Linked DNA regions of Homo sapiens: regions 1, 2 and 3 are each linked to region 4. Evidence: chromatin loops called from intact Hi-C (ENCODE). Cell type or tissue: endothelial cell of umbilical vein. All regions are shown on one strand. Region 1 overlaps LINC02930 (long intergenic non-protein coding RNA 2930). Region 2 overlaps SEC23IP (SEC23 interacting protein). Region 3 overlaps MCMBP (minichromosome maintenance complex binding protein). Region 4 holds the start of LOC124902513 (a long non-coding RNA gene).

What was found. Peaks named below come from ENCODE experiments on the same cell type or tissue, not always from the same donor. Only the 100,000 strongest peaks of a DNase experiment are listed, where the experiment ranks them.
Region 1: a loop joins it to region 4, with 33 times the contacts of the local background. A loop is called at or near these places in 2 of 110 quality-filtered maps.
Region 2: a loop joins it to region 4, with 7 times the contacts of the local background. A loop is called at or near these places in 7 of 110 quality-filtered maps.
Region 3: a loop joins it to region 4, with 4 times the contacts of the local background. A loop is called at or near these places in 7 of 110 quality-filtered maps.

What each region holds. Positions count from the first base shown.
Region 1 is chr10:120,732,272-120,740,271 of GRCh38, reverse strand. All of the region lies in intron 2 of LINC02930 (long intergenic non-protein coding RNA 2930), which reads right to left. Among named protein-coding and RNA genes, the nearest start is that of WDR11-DT, 110 kb to the left of the region's middle. In endothelial cell of umbilical vein, a CTCF peak has its summit at 4,287 (motif pointing right); DNase peaks (open chromatin) are centred at 4,311, 5,381 and 7,161; H3K27ac peaks cover 2,644 bases.
Region 2 is chr10:119,913,705-119,921,704 of GRCh38, reverse strand. It overlaps SEC23IP (SEC23 interacting protein), which reads right to left. Exons shown (of 19, transcript NM_007190.4): 7 at 6,886-6,975; 8 at 5,816-5,957; 9 at 3,661-3,869; 10 at 3,194-3,312; 11 at 2,109-2,261; 12 at 721-816. Among named protein-coding and RNA genes, the nearest start is that of SEC23IP, 25 kb to the right of the region's middle. In endothelial cell of umbilical vein, no CTCF peak of the experiment used is centred here; no DNase peak of the experiment used is centred here.
Region 3 is chr10:119,833,236-119,841,235 of GRCh38, reverse strand. It overlaps MCMBP (minichromosome maintenance complex binding protein), which reads left to right. Exons shown (of 16, transcript NM_001256378.2): 11 at 276-393; 12 at 2,536-2,701; 13 at 4,207-4,340; 14 at 5,532-5,696. Among named protein-coding and RNA genes, the nearest start is that of MCMBP, 36 kb to the left of the region's middle. In endothelial cell of umbilical vein, no CTCF peak of the experiment used is centred here; no DNase peak of the experiment used is centred here.
Region 4 is chr10:119,682,596-119,690,595 of GRCh38, reverse strand. It overlaps LOC124902513 (a long non-coding RNA gene), which reads left to right and starts at 7,925. Exons shown (of 2, transcript XR_007062312.1): 1 at 7,925-8,000. It also overlaps the pseudogene TXNP1. RefSeq lists enhancers at 2,087-3,023, 3,024-3,960 and a silencer at 6,710-6,889. In endothelial cell of umbilical vein, a CTCF peak has its summit at 3,946 (motif pointing left); DNase peaks (open chromatin) are centred at 3,045 and 3,725; H3K4me3 peaks cover 476 bases; H3K27ac peaks cover 2,203 bases.

The DNA.
Region 1 (8,000 bases), 1.0 Mb before region 4:
GCTAAACATTACTTATTACTCAGCTATCCCATTCCTAAGTATAGGCCTACGAGAAGTGAATGTATATGATGACAAACATCAGTTCACGGAATCATGCACATGCTAAAAGTCATTGAGTTGTACACTTAAGAAAGCACGATGGCTCACATCTGTAATCCTAGCACTTTGGGAGGCTGAGGCGGGCGGATCACTTGAGGTCAGGAATTTGAAACCAGCCTGGCCAACAAACCCTGTCTCTACGAAAAATACAAAAAGTTAGCCAGGCATGGTGGGAGGTGCCTGTAATCCCAGCTACTTGGGAGGCTAAGGCAGGAGAATTGCTTGAACCCAGCAGGCAGAGGTTGCAGTGAGCCAAGATTGCACCACTGCACTCCAGCCTGGGCTACAGAGCGAGACTCTGTCTCAAAACAAACAAACAAACAAACAAACAAAACAAACAAAAAGAATGGTATAACTTACTTCATGTAGGTTATACCCTGCCTGATTAAAATAAAAAGAGGTGAAGGGAGGTGTCTTTCCATGAGGAAAGACGGAATGACATGGAAAATGTTCAGGCAGAGTATGGGTAACTATCAGGAATGGTTCACAGAAGACTGCATTAGGATGAAAGGATCCACATTGGGCTCCTCACCTTGGTAAAATCTGTAGAGATCATTTAGATTAGAAATGTGCTTCCATGCTGGGCAGTTTGTAATACAGAACTCTAGAGAGAGGAAAATGGAGTCAGAGATTTCTGTCTTGTAATGGTCTAAAACAGGACTTTTTAACAAGGCACTAGATTTTAAATCTGTTTTCACACTCATTGCTTTTACCTCAGTGGAAGGTGCTTATATGAGGGGACCCCTTTGGCACCTGTCATGATCCCATGAGTCCTGCCTACAGGGATGTTATTTCTGCATCCCAGTTGAGACTGTCCAACCTCTCCAAATAAGGAGCAGGACAGTATGGTGGTTACGAGCAGGGCGGGTTGTGATCTTGAACAGAAGCATAGTTGTTAAGAGGGCAGAGCTGACATTGACTCCCTGGGTTGAAATCCTCTTTGTCCTAGAACAAGTTATTCAACCCTTCTAAGTTTTATATGTCAAATGGGAATAGTGGATTACATGAAATAATACACACCAGGGCCAGGCATACAGTAAGTACCTAGGGGCAACATCACTCCCCCAGGGGATAAAAATTGTTTCTTGGGGGTGAAAATCTTAGAGATTACAATAGTTTGTGGCCCTCTAAAAGGCCACAGCACATAGAGAGCTCTATGGTGTATCTGTGGTATCACAAGGAGGGGTGGTTAGATAAACAATGTCTTAAGAGACTCCATAGGGAGGTGATAATGGAATAAGGGTTGGTCATCACTGGATCGGAGCCTCCCGACTAAGGTGTAGCTTCATTCCCTGTCTGACTCAGAGCCCTCGTCCTGCTCCCATTCCTCCTGCAGGCAAGGCTATAGGCAGCTTGATGGCTAATGAGTTTGCTGGGTCAGTCTCCAGGTTTTACATCTCTCTTTGTTTCTTCTTTCATGAGCCAGTGATCCATGAGCCACTAGAAAATGCACTTACTTCAAACCTGATGAATTGTAGCTTTCCTAGGATTTATTTCTAGTCCTTCCCCCACATCCTTCACTTTCTCTTGTATTAAGTTCTTTAGCTTGTACCTTTTCAATTTGTTTTTTCCCCTCTCCAGAACCTTCTGTTTGATTGTTCTTAAAATTGGCCTTAACAACAAAACAAATGGAGAGAGGCCCCCAGACCAGAGCTCTGTGAAGTCTAGGAAGTTCTTCAACTCTTACTTCTCCAGGATGCTACAGGAATCAGCAAGAGGAGATCAAGTGAATTTAGAGATACAAGCTTTTCCCAAAGCATGGCCCCCGGGAAGACCACCTTGAGTCAGAAAAATGGAAATCAAACAGTACCTGGAAGTCCTGAAGGGTAGAGATCTTACTGGACAAAACCCTCTGCCCTTTCTTAGGTAGGAAAACATAGGTTTTGTATAGAGTTACAAACCTGCTATCCACCAGAGCACTCAGGACTGTGGCTCGCAATTTACGTGCTGGCTTGCAGCTTCATTGCCCTATGTGTTGCCTTCTGTAATGTATTTTTCCTGGTTACCTAATAACTCACATTTATCTAAACACCATAGCATCTCTGAGGCTCTGACTCATCTCCTTATTTGGAAGATGCTAGCTATCTCCCCATACTGGTATTTTAAAATCCAGCATTAATTACAGTAATTCCTTCTACTCATCCATACAGGCACATGCAGAAAGAAGTGAAAAGTTATTTGTTTCTTTTTTCCTTCATAAAGAGCCTAAAGAAATGTGTTAATTAACTACAAAGTTAGCCAAGATTGGATTTCATTTTTTTGATTTTATAGATGGCCTCAGTGCAAAAATATCCGGCTACCGAGAATAGTGAATAAATAAAACGAAATGTGGCATGCCTAAATATTCAGAGTGGGAGAGTTCTCCTTCTCATTGTGTGTGTGTGTGAGTCAAAAACCCAAAAAAGGTGGGAGAAGTGGCAGAACTAGAACCATCATCCATTAGTTCTTAGTCTCAAAGATTCAAGTGGCAGGGCAACAGCTAAATTCTGGAATGATGCAGTGAGTTCTTTGTAGGCCATATATGAAGTGTGCACAGAAATACTCATTTCTGCAGAAAGTAATAGCTACCATCAACTTAGCACCAGCAATGCGCTAGGCTCGTGGCCAGGCACTTTGTATGAACTACCCCACCGAATTGCAACTACATTGCATGGGGGATAGGTTATGTTCTGATCCCTGCTTCTCAGGTGAGGAAACTGAGGCTGAGAGAGGTTAAGGATGGCCCCACGGGCAGCAGAGGTGGGATGGGTCTTAACCACAAAGCTACCAAGCCTCACGGAGCTAGACTGCAGTTAACAGTTGATGATCCAAGGACAGGGCTGATGGACATGACAGTATTGTCTTCTCCCTCTCTGGCCTTGCACAAACTTTATCCTGTCCCTCTGCTCTGGCACAGGGAGAATGGCACAACCTTGCTGAATAGATGCCCACATCGCTGGTGGTTTTTAGCCCAAGCAGTGCTTCAGTACAATTTGAGATACTTTTGATTTTCTTCTTATTCCCTTCCTTTCTGTCTCCAAGCCCCTGACGGTGTGCCACTCCACTCCTCCTGGGCAGATCCTTTTCTCATTAAGAAAACAGAGCTAGCCAGGCATGGTGGCTCACACCTGTAATCCCAGCACTTTGGGAGGCTGAGGCTGGTGGATCATTTGAGGTCAGGAGTTCGAGACCAGTATGGCCAACATGGTGAAACCCTGTCTCTACTAAAAATACAAAAAAAATTATCTGGGCATGGTGGTGGGCACCTGTACTCCCAGCTTCTCGGGAGGCTGAGACAGGAGAATCACGACCTGGGAGGTAGAGGTTGCAGTGAGCTGAGATTGCACCACTGCACTCCAGCCTGGGCAACAGGGTGAGACTCCAAAAAAAAAAGAAAGAAAGAAGGAAGGAATGAAAGAAAGAAAGGAAGGAAGGAAGGGAGGAAGAAAGGAAGGGAGGGAGGAAGGAAGGGAGGGAGGTAGGGAGGAAAGGAGGGAGGGAGGAGCTGATCAGGCAGGGGCTCAGGGGCTCTCCCTCCTGGCTGCTCCACACCTGCCATGTGCCGGGTGTCAGGATGCAGTGGTGCCAGACTGGCCTGCAGACTGCCTGTAGCCATGTCCCACTTCCCACGGGTCATGTTGCTGCATCCCCCAGCCCTCCCCATCACCAACTCTGTGTCTGATTCAGGCCATGTCTGTGTCTTGGCTGGGCCACCGTCACACCCATCATCCAGGTGTCCTGCCTCTGGCCTCACATTGCTCGACACCAAGCTACCTTTTTGCATCTCAGCCCTGACCCATCACTTTACTGCTGACATTCCAGTGTCCCCTAAATGCCAAACCTCAAACATTTTAGCTGTGACAACGACAAGTGTCACAATCTGGCCAAGCCACCTTTTCTGTCCCTTTGCCCACACCTGTCCTTTTGCCCACACCTGTTGGTATGTTCTGGCTCCTCCCCTGAGACCCAGTTTAAATTGTCTTTAGCAAATAGAGAGTATCTTATTTTATAGAAGAGGATGAGATGGAAACTAGCTTTACACAGACGAAAGGATTTCAAAAAAGCTTCAGACTTACATTACCAAAAATGATGAATTATTTCCCTGGAGGAAGAAACATAGTGGATACTTACCGTGAAATAATCAGTACTCAGAATATTGCAAGTGTCTCTGAGTACTAGAGCGACTTTAATAATCTGAAAATGCTCCTTCTGACCACTAGATGGCACATCTAAAATACCAGGCAAATGGCACACCTCCTTAATTCAAAGCAGGTATTATTACTACAATTACTACCACAGTTTATTTATAATGGTTGTAGTATTTGTCCACACACCACTTACTATAATGCAAACACTACTCATGGTTATGAATATTCAGAGGATGAAGTTTGTTATGCAATCGGATGTCAGGTATCCCCAGGCATCTGCAGTGGTCCCAAAACGCTTTGGGATCAGTTTCATGGAAGATAATTTTTCCATGGATGACGGGGAATGCTTTTGGGATGAAACTGTTCCACCTCCGATCATCAGGCATTAGATTATCATAAGAAGCGTGCAACTTAGATCCCTAGCATGTGCAGTTCACAATAGGGTTCCCGCTCTTAGGAGAATCTAATGCTGCTGCTGATTGACAGGAGGCAGAGCTCAGGCAGTAATGCTCACTGGCCTACTGCTGACCTTCTGCTGTGTGGCCAGGTCCCTAGCAGGCCACGGACTGGTATGGGTCCTTGGCCTGGTGTTGGGGACCCCTGATCTATAGGATCAATATTAAGCTCTGAGCCCAAAGTACATCCACCCTCTCCACTGAACCCATCCCAATACCTTTGGTCCTGAAAGATACTTTTTTCTAGTTCACATAAACAAATAGCTCTCAACCTGCAAATGCCCAGAGTTTAACCAACTTTTCTAACTAGGCCCAAACAAGCAACTTGGAACCAAAAATGTCTCTGTTTCCTACCACTTAGGAGCAAATGACTGATTTTGACATTCCTTGGGTCTCTTCTCTGACCCTGTTCTCCTCCCGCCTCTGTCCCAATTAGTACCTCAAGGCCTTTGCTTTTAGGGAAGCCAATAAACACTCAAACTGGTGCATGCAAAATTATTTTTACTGCATGTTAAAGAGTAATTATGAAACAATACGCACATGATGTTCCCACATAAAAATCTTTTAAAGCGATAATGAGACTATTTCTTTGTAGGTGGAGATGTATATTTGACTCACTTCCATGAATTCTGGTCTAATCGTATCTTATTTCCTTCATTTTGTTTTAGTGCTTGGAAGAGCTCCATCGAAATTCACTCTTATCTTCAGCCTCAGCACTGAGCTGCATTACATAAACATGAGTTGCTTCTTTATGACCATTTGAGAAGAGTAAAGAATCATTTCCTTTTTTAAGGCAAACACGGTCCATTGTAGAAACTTCATACATTAAATAAGCCAGGTTTGCAAACATCTGCCCAAAGACACCCAATAGAGAAGCCCTATGCATATAGCAGATTATTGAAGGACATTCTCAGCCAAGTCATCAAGTTTCTTCAGTCATTTCAGACCTGAAATTCACAGTGAAGTCCATCCATCACCACCAAGTCTTGCCATCTGCCCTTGGAGGGTCACAAAGGAGATCCATGTATTTAGCTGCTAATAACTTATTTTTTTTCTTCAAGACTCAATTTAGATGTCACTTCTTCCGGGAAGTCTTCTATGAATTTCCTTCCCAGATCAATTACCTAGCACTACGTTTAACGCAATGGATTATAATGATGTGTTTATGAGGCTGCTTAACCTACTAAGGGCAAGGATTGTACGTTATTCATTCTATTACCCATCATAATGCCTGGCACATAGAAAAAAGAAAAGTGAATGAATGAATGAATGGATGAATGAATCAATCAAAGTATGAATCAAAGCATGAATGTAAACTGTACATTTCCTGGGAGAAAGAGAGAAAGGGTCTCCATTTTTATGAGTTAGGACATTTCCCAACGTTGTATTGGTCAGGGTTCTCTAAGGGGACAGAACAGAACTAATAGGATATCTATCTATCTATCTATTTATCTATCTATCTGAAGGAGAGTAGTAGTATATTATATATATATATATTTATATATATTTATATACATATTTATATATTTATATATATTTTTATATATATTTATATATTTATATATATTTATATATATATTTATATATTTATATATATATTTATATATTTATATATATTTATATATATATTTATATATTTATATATATTTATATATATATTTATATATTTATATATATTTATATATATATTTATATATTTATATATATTTATATATATATTTATATATTTATATATATTTATATATATATTTATATATTTATATTTATATATATTTATATATTTATATATATTTATATATATTTATATATTTATATATATTTATATATATTTATATATTTATATATATTTATATATATTTATATATTTATATATATTTATATATATTTATATATTTATATATATTTATATATATTTATATATATTTATATATATTTATATATTTTTATATATTTATATATATTTATATATATATTTATATATTTATATATATTTATATATATTTATATATATATTTATATATTTTTATATTTATATATGTATAATTTATATATATTTTTATATATTTATATATTTATATATATTTATATATATTTATATATTTATATATTGGTATATATATTTATATATATTTATATATTTATATATTTATATATATTTATATATTTATATATATTTATATATATTTATATATATATTTATATATACTTATATATATTTATATATATTTATATATATTTATATATATTTATATATATTTATACATATTTATATATATTTATATATATTTTTATATATATTTATATATATGAAGGGAAGTAATAGAATATATATATATATATATACACACATACACACACACACACACACACATATATATATAAAGGGTAGTTTATTAGGAGAGTTGACTCACATGATCACAAGGTGAGATCCCACAATAGGGCATCTGCAAGCTGAGGAGCAAGGAATCCAGACTGAGTCTCAAAACCTCTAACATAGGGAAGCTGATGGTGCAGCCTTCAGTCTGGCTGAAAGCCCGAGAGCCCCTAGCAAATCACTGGTGTAAGTCCAAGAATCCAAAAGCTGAAGAACTTAAGAGTATCCAACATGGAGGAAAGATGAAGGGCAGAAGACACGGCAAATCTCTCTCCTTCCACTTTCTTCTGCCTACTTTATTTTAGCCACGCTGGCAGCTGATTAGATGGTGCCCACTCAGCTTGGGGGTGGGTCTGCCTCTCCCAGTCCACTGACTCAAATGTTAATCTCCTTTGTCAGCACCCTCACAGACACACCCAGGAACAAATACTTTGCATCCTTCAATCCAATCAAGTTGACACTCAATATTAATCATCGTGCTTGTTTTCAAGGCTGATTCATGTACTTGTAGGTTAAAAAAACTGTTGGATTCCACATATATTACAAGCAATAACCAAGTGATTTGGTCATTTTAATTAACAACTGTGTAAAACAAGTAAAAATCATTTTGTAAAATATCAAACATTAATAAATGGCACAATTTATGGCAGTTTGATTTACAAAATTCTCTCAAATATGATATTTCTTTGCTTCTCTGAACACCCATCTTGAATGGGTTAGATTGGGAATCATTTTATAGATGAAATAATAGAAACTTGGAGAAGTCAACTGACTTGAGTTAGTGAAGGCTGATTCAGGACAAGATTTTCTGATTCCAAAGCCACTGTCCATCCTATAACACCATCAAGCTCATTCCCCTCACCTCTATATCATAAACCTGCTGGCTGTTTGACTAGTTTGGCCAGTGGATTGGATGATTTAATCAATTAACGTGTTAGTCATAGA
Region 2 (8,000 bases), 230 kb before region 4:
TTCCAGTTGTTCTAGTTTTAAATGCTTTTTAGCTGTTGCCTTGTTTTGTATTGTTAACAATTTTTGCTGTTTAGTGTTTAAGACTTCAGTGTGTATGTTTTTCCTCATCTCTTTAGATGGTAAGGACTGGGAAGAAAGTGAGCTATTACTTGGTGCTAAGCTTTGCATGCATTATTTCATGCTTACTCCAATCCTGTAAGGAAGGTATTATTCCATTTTAGAAATGAAGAAAACAAAGGATCAGAAAAATTAAGAAAATCACTCATGATCAGAAGGCTGAGGCGGGAGGATAGCTTGAGCCCAGGAGTTTGAGACCAGCAGTGGGAAACACAGCAAGATCCCATCTCAAAATAAACAAATGAATAAAACCAAATACAAATTGCTCATTAATACGCAGTTAATGAGCAGTTGAGCTGAGAATTTATTTGTCAGAACTTAACCACTGTTTGCACCAGGAAAACCTTAAATATCCATTTTAAAACTGAAAGCCCTTCATCCTAGGAACTTAGTCCCAGGAAAACCAGGATGGTCACTTAGCCTAATGTGGACTTAAGCCCAACTCTGACTCCTAAGTCTGGGTTTCCATCAGCTCCATTACTGTGCCCTAGGTAGGGAGCAAACTAGCTTACCTAACCATAGTAGTATTAAAATTTTCTATAATATAAACGAGCTGGTCACACCATGAGTTTTAGTTTTTCTTGAGTCAGAGGTGAACTTTACCAGTTTGGCTGCTTTATGTTCTACAAAGTTAGCTATCTTCTTTCTGGGTCCAAGGGGTATCCCCATTTCCTTCAGGTCATCAACTGTACACATAAGCTTTAAAAGGAAACAGACAAGCACATTAATCAATCTAGTGATAGAAGAACTGAAATGAGAATATGAAAATTATAAAGAAACCACATCATCTAAAGCAATCTAAGAGCCACTCAACTTTTTACAAGTTAGTTATTTTGTATTTAAATCATGCATCAGTTTAGGCTATAAAATCTTAGGCTTCCACACCTAAATCATTCTATTAATTAACAGAAAATACACATATGGTATACAAAATTCCAAAGCTATAGTCAAGCATACGATGAAATATCTTCCTCCCACTGCTGTCCCAAACATAGAATTCTCCTCTCAGCGCAACTGTGGAAACTTGCTCTCTTTGAAGCGATGTCTTATGTATGCATAGCACTTACATGTTTTTCTCTGTGTGTGTGCTCTACTATGCACACAGTAATGAACTCTGCTCTCTTCATGTAAATGTACCTTAGAGACGGGTATCTCTGACACTGCATCATTCATTCAACAGCTGTAGGGTACTCCGTTATGCGGATGCACCATAAATGATTTCACTAGCACCCTACTCCTCAACACCAATGGTGTCTCTAATGTTTTGTTACCTTGCAAACACTGCTGTGAGTATCCTTGTAGATAATTCTTGTTTGAATATTTCTCTATAGGAAATATTCCTGGCAATGAAACTGATGAAGCAAAGGGTAATTTTTATATTCTTAAAGATATTGCCAAACTGCCTTCCAAAGAGTTTGTAATATTTTACAGTCTGACCAACAATATATAACAATGCCTAGTTCCCTTCACCCTGGCCACATAGCATATTTTCAAACTTCCTATTTTTTCAAACTGGTAAGTTAAAAAAAATCCCATTGTACTTTCAATTTCCATTTCTCTTATGAGTTTTCATATGCGAAGACACCATTTGTTATTTCCTTTTCTGTAAATCATGTTTATATTCTTTGCCTATTTACATATCACACTGATGTGATGGTCTTTCTGTAACTGATTTGTAGAAGCTTTGAAAATCAATGAAGTAAGCCCTCTGTCTATAATGTGTGTTGCAAATGTATCACTGGCCTTTAGATGTTGTTTATGGTGTCTACTGTTATACAATTTTTTTCTTTGATGGCTTCTGGATTTTGCATCATACTCAGAAAAGCCTTTCAGATTATAAAAAAATATTCTTCTGTGTTTTTCAATTTTTTAAAACATTTCAGTCTTTGTCTACTCTGGAGTGTATTTTGATACGAAAATGTTTATTCTTAATTTTCAATCTACACAAGAAAAACAATTTCAAACAAAATGAAGCAAACTATGATCAGTACCAGGGACTCCATATCAATCTTTTCCTTTTCAAAAGTGCTAAAATATTCAGAGAGGCTAAGTGCTTCCAGAGTTTCTTGCAAAGTTAGGACTTCTTTATTTTCAACAACAAGGTCATACGACTCATCCAAAGTCAGCTTTGGCTCTTCAGGCATCTTTAAAAAAAAAAGTATGAAAAACATTACAAGCTCAGAAAAACTCCCATATAATGACTGCTGATCTACGAAAACTCTCAAACAATTTTGCTTTACACAGAAATCATAATTTTAGGCACAGTACTTTGCCATTCAAAGTTTGAATATTCTGGCCAGGCCCAGTGGCTCACGCCTGTAATCCCAGCACTTTGGGAGGCTGAGGCAGGTGCATCACCTGAGGTCAGGAGTTGAAGACCAGCCTGGCCAACATGATGAAACCCTGTCTCTACTAAAAACACAAAAATTAGCTCAGCTTGGTGGCAGGCGCCTGTAATCCCAACTACTCGGGAGGCTGAGGCAGGAGAATCGCTTGAAACCGAAAGGCGGAGGTTGCAGTGAGCCGAGATCACACCATTGCACTCTAACCTGGGTGACAAAAGTGAAACTCCGCCTCAAAAAAAAAAAAAAATTGAATATTCTGAAAAGTATATAAATTTAATAAATCACTCAAGTCTCCATTTCCTATAATTTACATTTTTAAAAATCACAAACTTTCACATTTAAATTTATAACCCATAAAGAAGAAGAGTGAGAAACTCAAATAATGAGCTATATGATTCCATTCCATTTCTAAACCTCGGTGTACTTTAATATGTAAAACCAGTTTCAGGGCTGGACACGGAAGCTATTATATTTGGGCCTATAACTGTACTCTGAATTTGGGGATTCTCTGAAGAGTTATTGATGCCAGCACTTTGGGAAGCCAAGGCAGGAGGATCGCTTGAGGCCAGGAGGGAACTCAAGACTAGCCCAAGCAACCAATGAGGCTCAGTTAAAACAAACAAACAAACAAACAAACAAACAAAAGTTTCAAGAAACAGTTCAGACTTTTGAAAATTGTTCAGCTCCATAGACTCTAAATCGAAATGTTAATTGGCCACGTACAGACGTACCTGCTTTTCCTGAAAATGTAGCTGCTTCACAACTCCATTAGCAACAGCAAGAGGTCCAGGGCACTTTGATAAATTCAAATCTTTTTGATTAGACAGGATGTCAAACAATATTAAAGAACCTATGAAAAAGAAACATTTTGCCTTATAATGTAGTAGGTACTTTTATAACACTAATTCTTTTTTCACTGTCTATAGTCAAAAGTCATACAGAAGTTACATGTTATTCAAGACCTGATAATTAATTATTTTATCAAACAGCAGAATAAAGTAAAATACATAGCATTCCCTAGGTAATACTAGAGGTGAATATAGAAAAGGCAGAATCTAAACTCAGAGCATTCATTTCTACCTTTTCTGAAACTTAAAATCTGTAATTCTTAATTTTGCACTAACAATATCACCTACACTGAAAGCAGTTATGACTCAACAAAAATTGTATTTAAAATGTGAATATTTGACAGTTTTACCTAAACTGTGACCAGCAACAGAGACACCTCCTTTGAAGTCTGGGTTCCGACTCATAAAGAGTGCATGCAGATGGTTTATCTCCATTCCTACTTTTTCCACAATTGTCTGACAGTAGGTGGGGCTGTTATAAAATAAAATATCTAGCAAAGTTTCATTGGTAAAGTGACGAAATCGACCAATACTTGGCAAAGTGATTTTCTTAATATTCCTGTTTAAAAAGAAAAATACAGCACATTCAGTCAGCATCTACCTTAAATTTACAGATTTTTTTAAAGTTTAGATTTTTGACTCCTGAAAATACACTAAGAAAACCCCACAGACTATGAGTTGTTTCTGTAGATAGTCATTATAAATAAATCAAGATAGGCCAGATGCGGTGGCTCACACCTGTAATCCCAGCACTTTGGGAGGCTGAAGTGGGTGGATCACTTGAGGTCAGGAGTTCAAGACCAACCAGGCCAACATGGCGAAACCCCGTCTTTACTAAAAATACACAAATTAGCCGAGTGTGGTGGTGTACACCTGTAATCCCAGCTACTCAGGAGGGTGAGGCAGGAGAACTGCTTGAACCTGAAAGGCAGAGGTTGCAGTGAGCTGAGACTGCACCACTGCATTCCAGTCTGGGCGACAGAGCAAGATTCCACCTCAAAAAAAAAAAAAAAAATTTAAATCAAAAGTTAGCCACAAGTCATGGCACACACCTGTACACCCAGCTATTTGGGAGGTTGAGGCATGAGAATCGCTTGAACCCAGGAGGTGGAGGTTGCAGTGAGCCGAGATTGTGCCACCACACTCCAGCCTGGGTGACAGAGCGAGACTCCACATCAAAAAAAAAATTAAAAGTATAAATAAAGGTAAACCAAAAAAATTTGTGCTGCCACATGTGGTGGCTCATGCCTGTGATCCTAGCACTTTGAGAGGCTAGGGCAGGAGGACCGCTTGAGCCCGGGAGATCAAGACCAGCTTGAGCAACACAGTGAGACCCCATCTCTACAGAAAATTTAAAAATTAGCCAGGCATGGCGGCTTGCACCTATAGTCCCAGCTACTTGGGAGACTGAGGTGGGAGGATCACTTGAGCCCAGGAGGCCAAGTCTACAGTGAGCCATGATCATGCCAGCGCACTCCAGAGCCTGGGTGACAGTGAGATGCTGTCTCAAAAACAATTCAGTTTTTTTTTTAAAGTTATTTGTGCCTATAACTATACTATGAATTTTGGGATTCTCTGAAGAGTTAGTTGCTATATAAGTCATATGCAAAGATTTCTATTTTATTTTTAAAGAGGGAAGATTACTCTTCCATTTTTCTTCCAGTTAACTGCAAATCTGGACACCTGACAAAACTTGTGGGTCAAAAGGACTAAAGAGAATATCAAACAGAAAAAACAGGGCTACATGGAATGAAAAATCTTCCCTAATTTGAGAATGACCAAAATGAAGTTTAGGAATACACACAGAGAAAGAAAACACCCTTACAATAGGGCCTAACATAGACAAAACGCTGTTTGTAGAAATAGTTTTATTAAACTATGTACCCTGAAACATTACGGTGTTCACTAAAATCTAGACATGTGCCAGCATAACTATTACCTGTATTTATGATTCTCAATTGGGAGCATTCAAAATTGAGCAGAGTATTTTTAATTGTCACAGTGCCTGGTGAGCACTGCTAGTACTGAGTGGCCTTTACACTAAGGAAGTTAAGTGGTCTGCACTGCGACAGCAAAGAATTGTCCTGACAAGAGCATCTCCACTGAGAAACAATATTCTGAATCTGTGGTTCTCAGCCAGGGGTGATTTTTACCCTCCAGGGGACATCTGGCAATTTCTGGAGACATTTTTGTTGGGGTGGAAAGCCCATTAGGCATCCTACTACATAAAGGACAGCCCCCTGTCTAAACTGCTACAGATTAAAATTGTATTTTAAAACCAGCTAAAATTTCTTAAGATTCTCTTAAATATTTACAAAAGGAATGCACACACACAGAGAGAAAAGTAGTGTGTAAACTTTACAGCCAATATTTAATTATATGTCAGAAGTATACAATTTTTAAAAACATATTGATTGAAGCTACAATAAACTATTTCATATTACGGTTTAAATCTTAAATTTAAATATGACTAATCTGAAAAACAAGTTATCAAAATCCACAAACCTGTCCACACCTGTGGCGTCCCCACCCAAAGAACTATGCCAATGAACTGGAAGGAACTCCACTCTGCTTACTTTCCCGTCATCTAAAGATTTCTTGAAATGTGTCCGCAGCAATTTGAGAGAAACCACCCTAAAATCATCCACTTCAAAAGAAAAAAAAAAAAGAGAAAATAAATTAAATTCTCCTAGCTTGATAGCTAGTCAGCAGTTACCTCAAATATGCCAGTATTTTTAATAACATAAAGATACATTTTTTAAAGAAAAAAATGAGGATAAGAGAATTAGTAAAATTTTTTAAAAAGAAAGGAATAAGTAACTTTTGGGAACCTCTTTTAAACTTTCCATTATTGCAAAGGAATAGATGCTTGGGATATATCAGTTTAACCACCACTGCTGGGAGGTAGCGTGGCACCTTGGGGAAAGGCTCTGGAATCACACTGCCGGCTCCAGGCTCCAGGCCCTACTGACTGTGATAAGGGAGAGTTTCACTTACCCCCAACCCCTACCTTACCTCTTCACCCCCAACCCCCACTATCCCAGGCCTCAGTTCCTCATTAGTCACAGTAGTGGCGATAACAGTGACAGCGCCTATACCCCAAAGGTTTATTTGTGAGGGTCAAATGACAAGGCATCTAAGATACTTGGCATATACCAAATATTCAATAAATACGAACTATTATTACATGGACATAAAAATAAAACTTCAAAAATTTAAGTCAACCAGGCAGATTCATGTTTCCATTAAACAACTTCTCCCAACTCACTGACTATAAATCCATTCAATGCAGAGGTGCTCCTAGCTGCTGCAGGTGCTCAGGCAAAGGCTGTCAACAAGGCTAAACTACTTCCAAGATCCCTTCTAATTCCTCACAGTCTGGGATTGTATGCGTCACATATGTCACAAGAGCAAATCAAGTACAACTTAGTATTTCCCACTGACCATTTAAATTTCCTCTTACAGACTCCTCAGCAAGTAGTACACAGCTGGGAACTATCCTAAAAATGAATACTCCAAAGCTCTTCTATTAGTTCTCAGATCATCCCATGAAATACAATATACCCAACACTTACCACACTCAATAATGCTCCTAAAGCGTAAGTCACACACAGGTCCAATGCCATGCACCACAAACACCAAATGGTCAACTTGAGGCATCTCCCCTATCAAAAAAAATTTTTAAACCTACATAAAAGATGGGAATTTGTTTGGATTTTCCTAATGGCAATATTCTAGATATCCCTTTCGTCATCACAAACTTGCCAAAGAAATTCATGACCCTTCAAAGAGAATAAGCCTCATTACCCCTATCAAATTAGAGGAACAATTTGTCCCTCTTGGCATATAAAAGCGAACTAGAACAAGAGGTGGAGGCAGCAGGCTCTCTCTGTTCCTGGAAGCTAATAGCACATGATGAGCAGCAGGTTTGTATCTATGGAGGCTCCACAACCTTGTGATGCTTCAGAACTCCCCAGGACACTAAGCCCCAGTGGAGATTACTCAGATTTCATCGTGTGAGTATTTATTTTACAAGAAACATACATTTTATTGAAACATTTTACATACACTTCAATAAACATGAAGTGTATGTAATTGTAAAAATAAAATCCATTCTTAAGTAATAGTACAGAAGAAACCAAAGCACATACACCAAAGCAGGCAATGGCAAACAATGGCCCACAGGCCAAATCCTACCCACATCCTACCTGTTGTTTTGTTTTGTTTTGTTTTGGAGATGGAGTTTCACTCTTGTCGCCCGGGATAGAGTGCAATGGCGCCATCTCGGCTCACTGCAACCTCCGCCTCCCGGGTTCAAGCAATTCTCTTGCTTCAGCTTCCTGAGTAGCTGGGATTACAGGCACCCACCACCACGCCCAGTTAATTTTTATATATGTATTTTTTTAGTAGAGACAGGGTTTCACCAAGTTGGCCAGGCTGGTCTCGAACTCCTGACCTCAGGTGATCCACTTGCCTCGGCCTCCCAAAATGCTGGGATTACAGGCGTGAGCCACCAGGCCCAGCCACCTGCTTTTATAAATAAAGTTTTTGACGAAGGGGAAACCATTCAAGGAAAAACATAAAAATAACATAAAGTTTTGTGGGCCGGGTGTGGTGGCTCACGCCTGTAATTCCAGAACTTTAGGAGGCCGAGGCACGTGGATCACTTGATGTCAGGAGTTCAAAACCA
Region 3 (8,000 bases), 150 kb before region 4:
TGTGAAGCAAAGACAACAGCACCTACCGCTGAATGGTTAGGGGTTAAATGAGGAAGCATTTACATACTCAGAACGGTCTTTGGCACGTGACCAGCAGCACTTACGTACAAATATTGGCTATTACTTTTATTGCTGTTATTCTGATAAAATAACTGGTCAGAATATTCTGGTTTATTTTTAATGACAATATTAAGCTAATTTTTCTATTCTTCGCTATTTGATAGAAATCAGGAAGTCACTTCAGCATCTTATTGATTGATTTCTTTCTTTTCTAGATATACAAGAAGAGATGTCCTTCCACTAGGAAAATTTACAGTTAACTTGAGTGGTTGCCCACGGAATAGTACCTTCACAGAACACTTGTATCGAATTATTCAACATCTTGTTCCAGCAGTAAGATGAATATAAATATGTATTATAAACCTAAGCACACTTAAAAAATCCATCTAACTGTCTTTCATTCACTTCAAATATTTAACTTAGAGATTTTAATAGATCTTATTTAAGGGGAAACAAAGCCTGCCAAATTACATAATTTAAAATGTACGTTCCCCTAAACATTTCACTTTTTTTTGTCTTTTTGCCTAAGCACAAATTTCTGTAAGTCTAACAAAACAATTGTAGTAACTCCCTTAAAATTACACTCTCTTGATACCAATTTGTCCAATTTGGTATCCTTTTTGTACACTAAAGTCTTAAATCTAAATAAACTCTAAATTGTAGGAGCATAATTCTTTTAGTTGAGGTAATAAAGTTCTTTATCTCCATTGCCTCAATTTTAATTCCTGTTTGGAAAGTTGAGCTCACTTTATTTGCCAGGGTATCTGGAATGCAGTATTTGCGTGGTGGTAGGATCTTGGGAACAGGGGAATTGCTTCTGATTAGTTGTGTGACTGAAAATACTGATCACTTCTTTGGAAATTGAAGAGGGTGCACTAGATCTTTATTGAACCGAATGTATTCAGTGTCTCAGTGCTAACACTCGTCCAGGCCCTCAAGAAGCAGAAGTGGACTGGAATATACCAGCAGTTCTCAGTCTCCTTAGACTCACTTTACACTCTGAAAAATGTGTTCATACTCAAAGAGCTGTTTTTCACGTTATGATTATATTTATCATTAATTTACCAAACTAGAAGATAAAGTAAATACACCTATTAAAAATAAAAAATTACATATAAATATTTTTATAAAAACAACTTTTCCCAAGCCAAAAATGATTAGTGATAAAGGTGACATTGTTTTACATTCTTGCAAATCTCTTCAATGTCTGGATTAATAGGAGACAATGGATGCTTGTATCTGCTTCTGCCTTCAGTCTATTGTAGTCTCAGGTTTTGGTTGAAGTATATGAAGGAAAGCTGGCCTCACACAGATGGAAAAGTAGATGGTAAAGGAAGGATGGTTTCGATAGCCTTTGCAGATAACTGGGTGGTGGTCTTTGATACTAGACCAAAACTGTCCACATGAGATTTTCTTAAAGATAGTTAAGTGTGGAATCTGAAATCCTATTCGTAAACTTTCCATAGTCTGCTATGGTAAAATTCATTAGTCTCGCACATTGAAAGGATCTTTTATCCATGCATGATTTTGACCTGATTGACCCTGTAAAAGGGTTTAAGCAATTCCCTGGGGGTTCTCGGGACCACATTTTGAGAATTATTGAAACAGATCCTTTGCCCTCACAGAGTTTAGGTAGAAGACCAACAAATAAATTAATACATGGTAGGTCATTTAAGCACCCCTAAGCTCCCCGTTTTCTTAGAATCACTGAGGTAATACACAAAACTCCTCTAAATTTTCGCAATATATCTTACCTCTTCCTTGACAGCCTTCCCCCACCATACCCTCTTCTCCATCCCTGCCACATTGTTTGAGGCTGGAGGGATGGAAGAATGGATTGGTGTATAAGGCAGAGCACAGAGGGTGTTGGGAATGGTGGCTCAAGAGCTGGAGGAGGAGCATAGATGGTTCGCTTACTCGTTAAACACTGAGTGAGAAGGTGCTCGCGTCCTGGAGGCACCTCCTGAGAGCTGCAGGTCCATCCACAGCTCAGTGTGCTCTGCTCCTTGATTTTTCTCTGAAAAGTTTGTTCAAAAATGTCTATGATAAATGAATACAATTTTAACTCAAAGAATATAGAGGAAAATTAAGCTTTTCTCTCCCTGTCTTGAAGAGTAAAATTAACATTTTCTTTTTGCTAGCTAGCTTGTGTTAGGTGAAAGAGGTTAGGTTTTGGGGTATTTAATATTTATATGTCAGTTATCTACCATTTGTTTCATTGGTTAAATTAAAATTGATTTTCAAGAATATTGAACAAGACATTTGAGAATAAAGTAGCTCATAAAATGGATGAAATTCAAATGTAAGATCTAGATACTATTTTTGCTTCTGGAGTTCAAGAAACCATATCACTACTCCCTTAGAAATTTATAAGATCACTTTTTCCATATGAAACACAATGTTTAATTCCAAGTACATATTTTCTTAAAACAGGGAAACTTAAATTCTTGTTCACTAAAAAATTTCTCTTTGCAGTCTTTTCGTCTGCAGATGACTATAGAGAACATGAACCATTTGAAATTCATTCCCCACAAAGACTACACAGCCAATCGCTTGGTCAGTGGGCTCCTCCAGCTGCCCAGCAATACTTCCCTTGTAATCGATGAGACTCTCCTGGAACAGGGGCAGCTGGATACCCCAGGTACGTACATAGATGTTTCTCTTCCATTTCTGACTTCCTTCGCACTAAAGCCAGATCTAGGAATAACTTTTAGAAGAGTATCTATGGACAAATTCACATTTAACAACGTAAGATAAAGGCTTGGCATATGAATTTGATTAAAGCATATGTTATAAACTAATTATATACACCAACTATGTTTTGCCATAGTATTCTGAAAGTAGTACAATGGAACAGATATATATCTTATATAATATATCTTATATAATATATATCATATATAATATATAATGTCTCATTTAATATATATCATATATTATATATTTTATATATTATATAATGGAGCAATAATATAAAGGGTAGTATTAGTATAATGGAGCAGTAATATAAAGGGTAGTATTAGATGTTGAGGGTCGTAAGGGTTCTTTGGTGAAAAGTTTTATTGTGTCAGCGAATGGTTGGAGCAGTCTTTATGGGCCTACAGTGTTGGGTTCTTTTGCGTAGTTGTATATAACCTAAAATTTTTTTTTCAGTGAGTGTAAGGAATGGTAGAGACAGGGTCTCGCTATGTTGCCCAGCTGATCTTGAATTCCTGGGCTCAAGTGATCCTCCTGCCTTGGCCTCCCACAGTGCTGGGATTACAGGTGTGAGCCACTGCACCTGCCCCAAATAGCTTTTTAAAAAGCTGAAATGGGAGGAAGCTTTGCCTTTAGTCATCTAATACCTCAAAAGGGAAGTGTAGAAAAGATCTAATATAATTTTTTTTTTGTTTTGAGACGGAGTCTTGCTCTGTCGCCCAGGCTGGAGTGCAGTGGCCAATCTTGGCTCACTGCAACCTCCAACTCCCGGGTTCACACCATTCTCCTGCCTCAGCCTCCCGAGTAGCTGGGACTACAGGCACCCGCCATCACGCCTGGCTAATTATGTTTTAACCTCCCGTTGTAAAGTTTGTAAATGGTTTTCAGAGAATGTCTGAGAAATAATAGATCAAATGGTTTGCACTAACCTCAGTTGCGGAATATATTATAAAATCACAAGAAAGCAGATTGTTTACCAGTGCTCAAATGAAGACAATTAAGAATACACTGCTGGCGATCAGCTCAAGAGGTAAAGGTAGAAGAAAAAATGAGGTAGACTGGGCATGTTTAAGGCAAAGGGGAATATAAAATCTGTAAAATTCACTAGGCTGATCTATGTATGACGGTAGTTTTAGTGTTTCCTTGGTTTAGCCCTGTAAATACACCACTTAGAAATAATCATACTTGGGAACTATTTTATGTCTAGGTGCATACCAGATGCTAGGTATTAGATTTGCGGGGGTATCGCCTGCCCCCAGAAAGTTCTACCTTGACCAAGACTGTTGTAAGCCTACACACTTAGTGACGTTTAGCTTAGTAAACTGGACAGCGCCTCATACCCTTTATTAAAAGTGGTAGAAACTTCATGGCTCATCATCGGTGTCAGCAAAACTGATGTGTTTAGATGATTAAAGTCAAATGACTGAAAGTGTTTTCCTGCCTTTGTAGGTGTTCATAATGTGACAGCCCTGAGCAACCTCATAACGTGGCAGAAGGTGGATTATGACTTCAGCTACCATCAGATGGAATTCCCCTGCAATATTAACGTTTTCATTACTTCGGAGGGGAGGTCACTCCTCCCGGTATGATGAGTCATTTTTAAATGGAGGGAGGTTGACATTGGAAAAATACCTACATTTTTGCTGTTTCTTGGTACCGCTTATTAATAAGTTACATTTGTTGTAAAAAAAAAAAAAAAAAAAAAAAAAAAAAAAAAAAAACTGTGACTGCTGATCATTAAGGGAATTGAGTATTTTGCACTGCCATGGATGAAAACCTTACATCTACCAAGCTCAGGTATCAGCAAGTCATGAGACCAGCAAGGCTGTTGGCAGCAGAAACACCCACATCTGAGCATAGCGAGATTGCCTGATTTTAACATCCAGACTTCTGTTCTTGCTACCTTTGACCCATTGTTTTCTGCTAATCTTATGTGAAAAATATTTCAGAGTTCTTTTAAAATGTCCTTGGTCACTTGGTAGTTATTTTCATGCTTTGTGGTGAAATGCTCTGGTATGTCTTCAGAGTGGCTGGTAAAGAGAGCTTTTAATTCTGTGGATGATGGGAAATGCTCCCAGTTGTCAAATGGTGTGTAGTCTCTGAATAATAGTATTCACCTGCGATTGATGAGAAACCGCCTTTGACTAAGAATGAAATGGCTCAAGGATATGTTTTCTGTGTGCAAGTATTGATAGACCTTTTTAATTAGCTGCTTTTTAGAGGTTGGCTACATTTTTGTGTGCTTACTGATACCATTGAGGAAACATAAGTAACCAAGAAAAAGCTTTCATAATTATTTCTGAGGTAGTTATAAAGCATGTAAATTAATATTAAAAATAGATGCTCACTGGCTGCGGTGGCTCACGCCTGTAATCCTAGCACTTTGGGAGGCCAAGGCAGGTGGATTGCGTGAGCCCAGAACTTTGAGGCCAGCCTGGACAACATGACGAAACTTGTCTCTACAAAAAATCCAAAATTAGTCAGGCATGGTGGCGTGCACCTGTGGTCCCACTACTGAGGAGGCTGAGGTGGGAGGATCACTTGAGCCTGGGAAGCAGGTTGCAGTGAGCTGCAATCACACCACTGCACTCCAGCCTGGGTGACAGGACAAAACCCTGTCTCACACACAGAAAAAAAAACATTATTCCCTCCCCCTAAATAATAAGTGGTATTTTCTAATTCCCATAGGGGCTGACAGAGATGATGCATCTTTCTTTAAAAATGTAGATTAATTTAGGAACTCAGAAAATACAGTGTACTCCTTCTCTTTTCAGGCAGACTGCCAGATTCACTTACAGCCCCAGCTAATTCCACCAAACATGGAGGAGTACATGAACAGCCTTCTCTCAGCGGTGCTGCCTTCCGTGCTGAACAAATTCCGCATTTATCTAACTCTTTTGAGATTCTTGGAATATAGCATATCTGATGAAATAACCAAGGTATGTCTAGGTTAAAATAAAGGATTTCCCTGTGTTGAATTGCAGTATGCAACCAATTTACATTTACCATAATTACTGATAAGGTAATTTTGTTATTTGTTTTCTGTCATGTCTTTTTTTATTCCTCTGTTACTCCATTATTGTCTTTTTGTTTGAAATAGGTATTTTCCAGTGTCCCATTTTAATCCCTTGAAGTTTCTTAAAGTTATTTTCTTAGTAGTTGTCTTTGGGGGATAAACTTAACATGTTAGTATAATCATCTATTAGGGATTAATGCCAGTTTGTTTAGTTATTTTTAATTTAAAAAAAATTTGTGTGGCTAATGCCATTTTAATTATATTATACAAAGACTTTGCCCCTTTATAATTCCGTTCCTTCTCCTCTCCCTTGTGCTCCTGTCATACAATTACCTCTCAGTACATTGTATGTCCATCAACACATTTAGAATTACTGCTTTTGCAGTTGTCTTTTAGAGAAAAAAGTTAGAAATGGAAAAGACTTCTGTACTATTTTTTCTATTTGCCTATGCAATCACTTTTACCAGCACCCTTTATTTCCTCATGTGGGTTCATGTTACTGTCTAGTATCTTTTCATTTCAGCCTGAAGAACTGTCTTTAGTGTTTCTTGCATGGCAGGTCTACTTGTGCAAATTCTTTTTTTTTTTTTTTTTTTTTTTTGAGACAGGGTCTCGCTGTGTCATCCAGGCTAGAGTGCAGTGTTGTGATCATGGCTCACTGCAGCCTCAACCCCCCCAGGTTCAAGCGATCCTCCCACTTCAGCCTCCTGAGTAGTTGGGACCACAGGCATGTGCCACTGTGCCCAGCTAATTCTTTGTTTTTTGGGTTTTTTTGTTTTGTTTGGGTGTGTGTGTGTGTTTGTGTGTGTGCAGATAGGGGATCTCTTTATGTTGCCCAGGCTAGTCTCGAACTCCTGGGTTCAAGTGATCCTCTCTCCTTAGCCTCCCGAAATTCTGGAATTAGAGGTGTGAGCTACCTCGCCCAGCCCTCTTTTAAGTTTTTGTTTATCTGGGAATGTCTTAATTTCTCCTTAAGGCTAGTTTTGCTGGATGTAGAATTCTTGGTTTATAGTCTTTGTCTCATCATTTCGAATATGTCCTCCCACCACTTTCTGGCCTCTGGTTTCTACTGAGAAGCCAACTAGTTTCTGATAAGGATCCTTTGTACACACTGAGTCATTTTTCTGTCACTGCTTTCAAGATTTTGTGGCTTTTGACAGTTTCGATTATGATGTGTCTATGTGTGGATCTCTGAGTTTATCCTACATGGAGTTTGTTGAGCTTCTTGGAGGTGCAGAATAATTCATATTTTGGGGAAGTTTTCAACAAGTTTGGGAAGGTTTTGGCCATGTTTCTTTCTGCCTCATTTCTCTCTGCTCTCCTTCTGACACTACCACTGTGTATCTGATGTTGCATTTAATGGTATCCCACAGGTCTTCAAGGCTCTGTTCATTTTCCCTCATTCTTCTTTTTTTGTTCTGTTTCTTAGACTAATCTCAGTGAACTTATCTTCAAATTTAGTGATTTTCTTCTGCCTGATCAAATCTGAGCACCTCTAGAGAATTTTTACTATATTTTTCAACTCCAGAATTTTTATTTCCTTCTTCTAAAAAATTATTTCTCTCTTTTTATTGATACTCTCTATTTGGTGATTCTCATATTTTCCTGAAGTTCTTTTTATGTGGTTTCCTTTATTTCTTTGAATGTTTAAAATAGCCAATTTAGAGTCTTTTTGTCTAATGTTTGAGTTTCCTCTGGGACAGTTTTCTACTGACTCCCTTATCCCCAAAGTGTGAGCCATACCTTCTGGTTTCTTTGTACTTTTTTGTTGAAAACCAGACATTTTATTTGGTCAGTGGGGTCTCACTGTATCACCCAGGCTGGAATAGTAAGTAGCACAGCCACAGCTCACTGCAGCCTTAAACTGCTGGGCTCAAGTGATCCTCTTGCCTCAGTAGCTGGGACCATAGGTGTGCACCACCATGCCCAACTAAAGTTTTGTTTTTTTGTTTTTTCTTTTCTTTTTTTTTCTTTCTTTTTTTTTTTGTAGTGATGAGGTCTTGCTTTATTGCCTAGGCTGGTCAACTCCTGGCTTCAAGTAGTCCTCCCACCTTGGCCTCCCAATGTGTTGGGATTACAGGTGTAAGCCACCACATCTAGCCACAACCAGACATTTTAAATTATATAATATGGCAACTCTGCTTTGGAAGTTACTCTGGAAATTAAACCTCCCTAGGGTTTATTGTTGTTGCTGTTTGTTACTGTTGGTAGGTTGTTTAGTAACTTT
Region 4 (8,000 bases):
ACAGGCTCCTCTTCTGTATCCTGGAGTACTTCTTGCTAAAATACAGTGAGGAGAGATGAGACAGGAATTAAATATTCAGTCTTACTGTCTCTCAATTTTGAAACTGCCTCAGACCATAGGACTCTCTAAGTTTAGTGACACCTGGTAGCACCTCCATGGCAGGGGTGGAGGGCTGCAGCTCTGCTGGAGACACTCTCCCAGTTGATCAGAATGTGCTTACCACCCTTTTGGCCGCCTCACTAGTCTTTGCCAACCCAAACCCCACTGGCTGCTACGGAGTCCACAATGAAAGGGGTCCCCAAGAGAGTATTCTTGGATCTCACGCAAGAAATAATTCAGGGTGAGTCTGCAGAGTAAAGTGAAAGCAAGTATATTAAGACAGTAAAGAATATAAGAATGGCTACTGTGGCCAGGCGCCTGTAATCCCAGCACTTTGGGAGGCCAAGGCGGGAGAATCATGAGGTCAGGAGTTCGAGACCAGCCTGACCAACATGGTGAAACCCCATCTCTACTAAAAATACAAAAATTAACCATGTGTGGTGGCGCACGCCTGTAATCCCAGCTACTCAGGAGGCTGAGGCAGGAGAATCGCTTGAACCCAGGAGGCAGAGGTTGCAGTGAACTGAGATCGCGCTACTGCACTCCAGCCTGTGTGACAGAGTGAGACTCTGTCTCAAAAAAAAAAAAAAAAAGAAAGAAAAGAAAAGAAAACAAAGGCCGGGCATGGTGGCTCACGTCTGTAATCCCAGCACTCTGGGAAGCTGAGATGGGCAGATCACCTGAGATCAGGAGTTCGAGACCAGCCTGACCAGTATGGTGAAACCCTGTCTCTACTAAAAGTACAAAAATTAGCAGGGCGTGGTGGCGCGCGCCTGTAGACCCAGCTACTCAGAAGGCTGAAACAGGAGAATTGCCTGAACCCCAGGGGGGCGGAGGTTGCAGTGAGCCAAGATCATGCCACTACACTATAGCCTGGGTGACAGAGCAAGACTCCATCTCAAAAAAAAAAAAAAAAAAAATAGCTACTGCAAAGACAGAGCAGCCCCAAGGGCTGCTGGTTGCTCATTTTTATGGTTATTTCTTGATTATATGCTAAACAAGGGGTGGATTCTTCATGCCTCCCCTTTTGAGACCAAATAGGGTAACTTTCTGATGTTGCCATGGCATTGGTAAACTGTCATGGTGCTGGCGGGAGTGTAGCAGTGAGGTCACTCTCATTGCCATCTTGGTTTTGGTGGGTTTTGGCCAGCTTCTTTACTGCAGGCTGTTTTATTAGCAAGGTCTTTGTGACCTGTATCTTGTGCTGACCTCCTATCTCATCGTGTGACTTAGAATGCCTAACCTTCTGGGAATGCAGTGCAGTAGGTTTCAGTCTCATTTTACCCAGCTCCTATTCAAGGTGAAGTTGCTCTGGTTCACATGCCTCCGGCAGACTGGAGGTACAGATAGATTTCACAGAGCAGCCAGTATAGTCTGGATGAAGGAACAAAGGAAACGACACAGTTCCCTTGTACCGTTCATGCGGAAAAGGTCTTATAGAATTAAGCCTCCAGAAAGAGGGGGCCCACAAAGACCCTCCTTTTCTCTCCATTTCTCCATCTGCGCTCAATACCCCCCTTCCTGCCAACCCCTCTTTCACGCACCCAGACCTGATACCTTTCTCTTTTCCTCCAGATACTTCTCTCCGTAGTTTACCCTGTTACCCTAACCTTGTTGATTTTTTTTTTCTGCTTAGTCCATCATTTTCTCAGAAATGTGTCTTAACATCTCCCACTATGATTGTGGATTTGTCTATTTCTCTTTTTAGTTCTGTCAACTTTGTTATGTATTTTAAAGCTTTGTTCTTTATTAAGTGCTGCATATCATGTATGAAAAATTACAGATATAATTTGAGGCCCTAGATGATAGTAAGATTTATTTTTGCTTCTGGAAGGCAGTTGGGGTCTGGGCAGGCACCCTTAATCCAGTGGTTTTCAACCACAGGTGATTTTCCCCACCAGGGGACATTTGGCAATGTCTGGAGAAAGTTTGGTTGTCAGAATTTGGGGAAGGAGAGGTGCTACTGGCATCCAGTGGTTAAAAGCCAGGAATACTAAACATTGCATAGGATGGTCCACTGATAATGTCAATTTATCAGTGTCAATAGCACTGAGGTTGCGAAAGCTTGCCCTAATCCAATTATCAGAGGCGTTTGAACCAAAGTAACTCCATCTTGAGTAGGGGCTGCGTAAAATAAGGCTGAGACCTGCTGGGCTGCATTCCTAGAAGGTTAGGCAATCTAAGTCATGGGATGAGATAGGAGGTCAGCAGAAGATACAGGTCATAAAGACCTTGCTAATAAACCAGGTTGCAGTAAAGAAGCCGGCTAAAACCCACCAAAGCCAAGATAGTGACAACAGTGACCTCTGGTTGTCATCACTGCCACACTCCACTTGCACCATGACAGTTTACAAATGCCATAACAACATCAGGAAGTTACCCTATATGGTCTCAAAAGGGGAGGCATGAATAATCCACCCTTTGTTTAGCATATCATCAAGAGATAACCATAAAAATGGGCAACCGGCAGCCCTCGGGGCTGCTGTGCCTATGGGGTAGCCATTCTTTTATTCCTTTACTTTCCTGATAAACTTGCTTTCACTTTACTCTATGGACTCACCCTGAATTCCTTCTTGCTCCAGATCCAAGAACCTTCTCTTGTGGTCTGGATCAAGACCCCTTTCCTGTAACACAGTCAAACGGTAAGCCAATGGGAAGCTGGGTTTCAGTCTTTGTGAGAGTTTCTCTATTTTCATTCCTGTTCCTTCCAAAGGGTGAGGCCCTTTGGAAGTTGAAAGCTGGCGGCGACTACTTGAGCTCTTCCTTCCTTAGCATGAGACTGCTGGGAGCTTCTCTGCCTCATGAAATAGGCAAATGCCTCAAAATTCAAAGCTCTGCTAACCCTTCTCTCCAGGACCTTGACCCTCAAATCCTCACCCCCTTGGCGGCTCACCTTCAGATAGGTCTTGTTTGTTTTGCCAGCTTTTCTAGCTGCTCCGGATAGGAGGACTGATCTGCCAATCTGCCTTTAGGGGAAACAGCAAGAGATTGCCTCTCAGTCTTTTCTTGAAGCTTTCAAATGCAGGCTTTAGGCCTATTGTGATGCTAATGGATCTCCTCTGCCCTTACTTTGCCCATTCTGCATGGAGGGGGCAGCTCTAGTCCCCCAAGCATGAAAGAAGTTGGGTACTCCCGGTTCTGATCATTACTGCCACCAGGAAGAGCTACGGGGTGAGAGGGGGGATGGATTTCTCCCTAGTTATGTAAGAAACAAGCAGGTCTCACCCTTCATTTTTCCTTTCTCATACAAGGTGAAATACTGCAGTCTCATACGAGGAAGCATGTTTTTCCTGTTAACATTATTTCGATCCTGGTCCTTAGGGAAAAATAAGCCCGGCATTAAAGTGCGGGGAGCACTCACCTTCCCCCACCCCACAGTCTGGCTTATAGTGCTAGAACACCAACCAAGTGGTGACTGGGCCGGACCACAAATGGATGCGGATGCGGTCAGCTCCCGTTATGAGGATAGAATTCTAATCAGATTGTGGATCCGATTACTTCTGACTCATAAATCTCCCTGACTTTAGAAAACAGGGATATCTTATTTATTGGAGGAATGACAGTGTGAACAGAGGCGTGGCTGCGTTCTCACCAGCTGAGATAAACGCCGACCAGACCAGCACAGACATCCTGTGCTCGTTTCCTTTACTTGGTTTTTCAAATAAAGCCTTTGTGTGTCACTGGTATTGTGAGGAATACGAAATAATGAAAGAAGTGATTCTTCAGGTGAGTCATTCTATTATAAAATGGAGCCCACCGTCAGGAACTGCTCCCTGAGAGAGCAGGACAGGATTTCCCTGCGCGGGGAGTGAAAGCAGAAGGCGCAGTCACGACGCGCCCCCTACTGGTCAGCGAGGAGAAATCCCTCACCTCAGGTTTCAATTAGTGCGGGTGAGTCCTGAATTAGGAACCTCAGACCTGAGGCCTGGTGTGGTGGCTCACACCTGTAGCCCCAGCACTTTGGGAGGCCGAGGCAGGTGGATCACTTGAGGCCAGGAGTTTGAGACCAGCCTGGCCAATATGGTGAAACCCCGTCTCAGGTAAAATAACAAAAATCAGCTTGACGTCGTGGCACACACCTGTATACCAGCTACTCAGGAGGCTGAGGCAGGAGAATCGCTTGAACCCGGGAGGCGGAGGTGCAGTGAGCCGAGATGGCGCCATGGCACTCCAAAGAATCACAGAACTGGCCAGGCACGGTGGCTCACGCCTGTAATCCCAGCACTTTGGGAGGCCGAGGTGGGAGGATCACCTGAGGTCAGGAGTTCGAGGCCGGCCTGGCCAAAATGGCGAAACCCCCCTCTCTACCGAAAAATGCGAAAAGTAGCCGGGCATGGTGGTGCCCAACTACTGGGGAAGCTGAGGCAAGAGAATTGCTTGAGCCAGGGAGGCCAACGGAGGTTGCAGTGAGCTTAAGTCGTGCCACTGCACTCCAGACTGGGTGACAGAGAGGAACCTTGTCTCAAAAAAAAAAAAAAAAAAAAAAAAGAAAGAAATATTACTGAGAATCACAGAACTGAAGTGGAATTCCATGAATCCAATGGAATTACATTAAATTCCATGAGTAGGAATCCAATTCCATGAATGAAATTTCATGAATCCAATGGGATTCATGGAATTGCTGACACACAGTGAGATACTAAGGAGGCTAGGAGGCTAAGATGAAGAGCCCCTGTCTCAGGACTCCAGGGCCTAATTTAACAGCCACAATCTGCCAAGGTCAGAGGTAGCCTTAACGTGTACTGTACTCATAAATCAATCTCCCTGGAGATTTCAAACCTTCAAATTGCTTTGGTAAAGCCTTAACTCCTTTCAACCTGAGGAAGTCGATTGAAGAAAAAAGCCTTAGCTCTAAAGAAAGATTTTGAGTTTCTCATTCCAGTGGACCACAAAAAAATAAAAAAGAAAGAAAGAAAAATCGCATTTGTGCAAAATCAACCATTTACATTTTATACTAATCAGTAAGTTATTCTTGGGCCTCGTGCTTGTTTGTAAACACATGCCTTCTCTCTTTCATTCTAACTGGAAACTTTATCCTTAAATCTGTTCGTGCAATAATTATGAAATGTAATTTTATTTTTAAACAATATATTTTCTTTTGTTTGTTAATTTCTTACTTTTTTTTTTTTTTAGACAGAGTCTATGTTGCCCAGGCTGCAGTGCAGTGGCGTGATCTCGGCTCACTGCAACCTCTGCTTCCTGGGTTCAAGCTATTCTCCAGCCTCAGCCCCCCAAGTAGCCGGGATTACAGGCATGCGCCATGACGCCCGGCTAATTTTTTTTGTATTTTTGGTAGAGACGGGGTTTCGCCATGTTGTCCAGGTTGGTCTCAAACTCCTGGCCTCAAGTGATCCACCTGCCTTGGCCTCCCAAAGTGCTGAGATTACCGGCGTGAGCCACCATGCACAGACTCTTTTGTTAATTTCTTTAATTTTTAAATTTCTATTGATATATTATAGTTGTTCTTATCCTGAAGATATTTTGATACATGTATAAATGCATAGGATCAAATCAGGGTAGCTATCGATCGCCTCTATGTATTTTCTTGTATCTTGATCGTTAGAGTGAAATATAAGGAACAAAAAACAAACATGGAGAAGTTACCATGTTTTTAGTATTTTTAAATCCTAAGGGTTTGAAAGGTATATATTTGGGATAATGGGCCTTTTTGTCTTTTTTTGTCTGAAGGAAATTTGTGACCCAATAATTAGTCAAAATTATCTCCAAAAAATGTTAATGAAACTGGGCACCTTTTGGGAGACATTTTTAAATTATGTCAGCTACTTCAGTGTCAGAGGGTGGACAGAGTTGGCTGAGAACAGTCACATTTAGACAAGAGTCTTGTGTGTACTCTTTTGGTTATGAAAATGTAGGGCAAGTAAGCACTCATTGCCCTGAGTGAAAAGTGACATAAACATTTTTTTAAAGGGTTCATGAAGCCTGTCCCTCCCTTAATACCTCTTGATGGGAAAATTTCATTGTCAGGCTGGGGCTCACACCTGCAATCCCGGCACATTGGGAGGCCAAGGCAGGCAGATCATCTGAGGTCAGGAGTTCGACACCAGCCTGGGCAACGTGGTGAAACCTGGTCTCTACTAAAATTACAAACATTAGCCGGGCATGGTGTCGGGTGCCTGTAATCCCAGCTACTTGGGAGGTTAAGATGGGAGAATCACTTGAACCAGGGAGGTGGAGGTTGCTGTGAGCAGAGATTGCGCCACTGCACTCCAACCTGGGCAATAAGAGTGAAATTCCATCTTAAAAAAAAAAATTAAAAATTGAGAGATTTCACAGGAACAAATTTCTGGTCTTTCTGGAAAATTGGAAATCTCTTGTAACGCTGGACCAATGCCCCACATGACAATTGCTGCGTGGGGCCAAGCATCAGTCCCTGGCTCTGCCCCCAGACTACATCCAACTTGTGACAGCTTGGCTCTGTCAATCCTCCACCTGGCTGGCCTCTGTGAACTGTGGGATCGCACCTTGTGGAAGGCTTGTGCTGGGATAGAGCTGACTCAGTGCTGGGGGATCCCTGAGGGGACCCCAGGATTTGAATTCCAGGTTCCTAGAGGATATCAGCTGAATGCTCACCTTTCTGTGTGCCCTGTAGGCATAGATAAGTTTGGCATTCAGGAGAAAGAGGGTACCAGAGCTCCAAGCTCGATCCGGCACTTTTGGATCCGTTTCCATCGGTTCTTACAGCTGCTCCTCAGACCCTAGCAGCCAAGATGGTGAAGCAAATTGAGAGCAAGGTTGCTTTTCAGGAAGGCTTGGAGGCTGCAGGTGATAAATTTGTCATGGTTGACTTCTCAGCCACGTGGTATGGGCCTTGCAAAAAGATCAAGCTTTTCTTTCATTCCCTCTCTGAAAAGTATTCCAACATGGTATTCTTTGAAGTACATGTGGCTGACTGTCAGGATGTTGCTTCAGAATGTGAAGTCAAATGCATGCCAACCTTCCAGTTTTTTTTTGTTGTTTGTTTGTTTGTTTGTTTTTGAGATGGATTTTTCCTCTTGTCCCCCAGGCTGGAGTGCAATGGCAAAATCTCAGCTCACAGCAACCGCCATCTCGCAGGTTCAAGTGATTCTCCTGCCTCAGCCTCCCGAGTAGCTGGGGTTATAGGCATGCGCCACCAGGCCTGGCTAATTTTTGTATTTTTAGTAGAGACGGGGTTTCTCCATGTTGGTCAGGCTGGTGTCGAACTCCTGACCTCAGGTGATCCACCCGCCTCAGCCTCCCAAAGTGCTGGGATTACAGGTGTGAGCCACCGTGCCTGGCCCTTTCCAGTTCTTTAAGAAGGGACAAAAGTGGGTGAATTTTCTGGAGCTAATAAGGAAAAGCTTGAAGCCACCATTAATGAATTAGTCTAATCATGGTTTCTGAAAACATAACCAGCCATTGGCTATTTAAAACTTGTAATTATTTTTATTTACATAAAGTATAAAGTATGGAGACTATAAACCCAACTGCCATCTGGATGACAACAAAATATGAATTCTACTCTTTTTTAAAAAAAAAAAAAAGAAGAAAGAAAAAAAGAGGGTATCAGAAACAGACCCAGAGATGACTGGGGTCTGGGAGGAGGAAGCTGGAGAACCGGTGAGTGTGAACAGTATGCATCAGTCAGGGTTCGCCAGAGAAACAAAATACACATATACAGCGCTTGTGTGGTGGGGATGTGTATGTGTGTGTGGGTTTAATTTTTATTATAAATAGAGATGGGGTTTTGCCATGTTTCCCAAGCTTGTCTTGAACTCCTGGGCTCAAGCAATCCACCCTCCCCAGTCTCCCAAAGTGCTGGGATTACAGGCATGAGCCACCGCACCCAGCCATGTGTGTATTTTTTTTTTTTTTAAGGATTTGGCTCACATGATTGTGGGGACAGACAAGTTGGAAAGCTG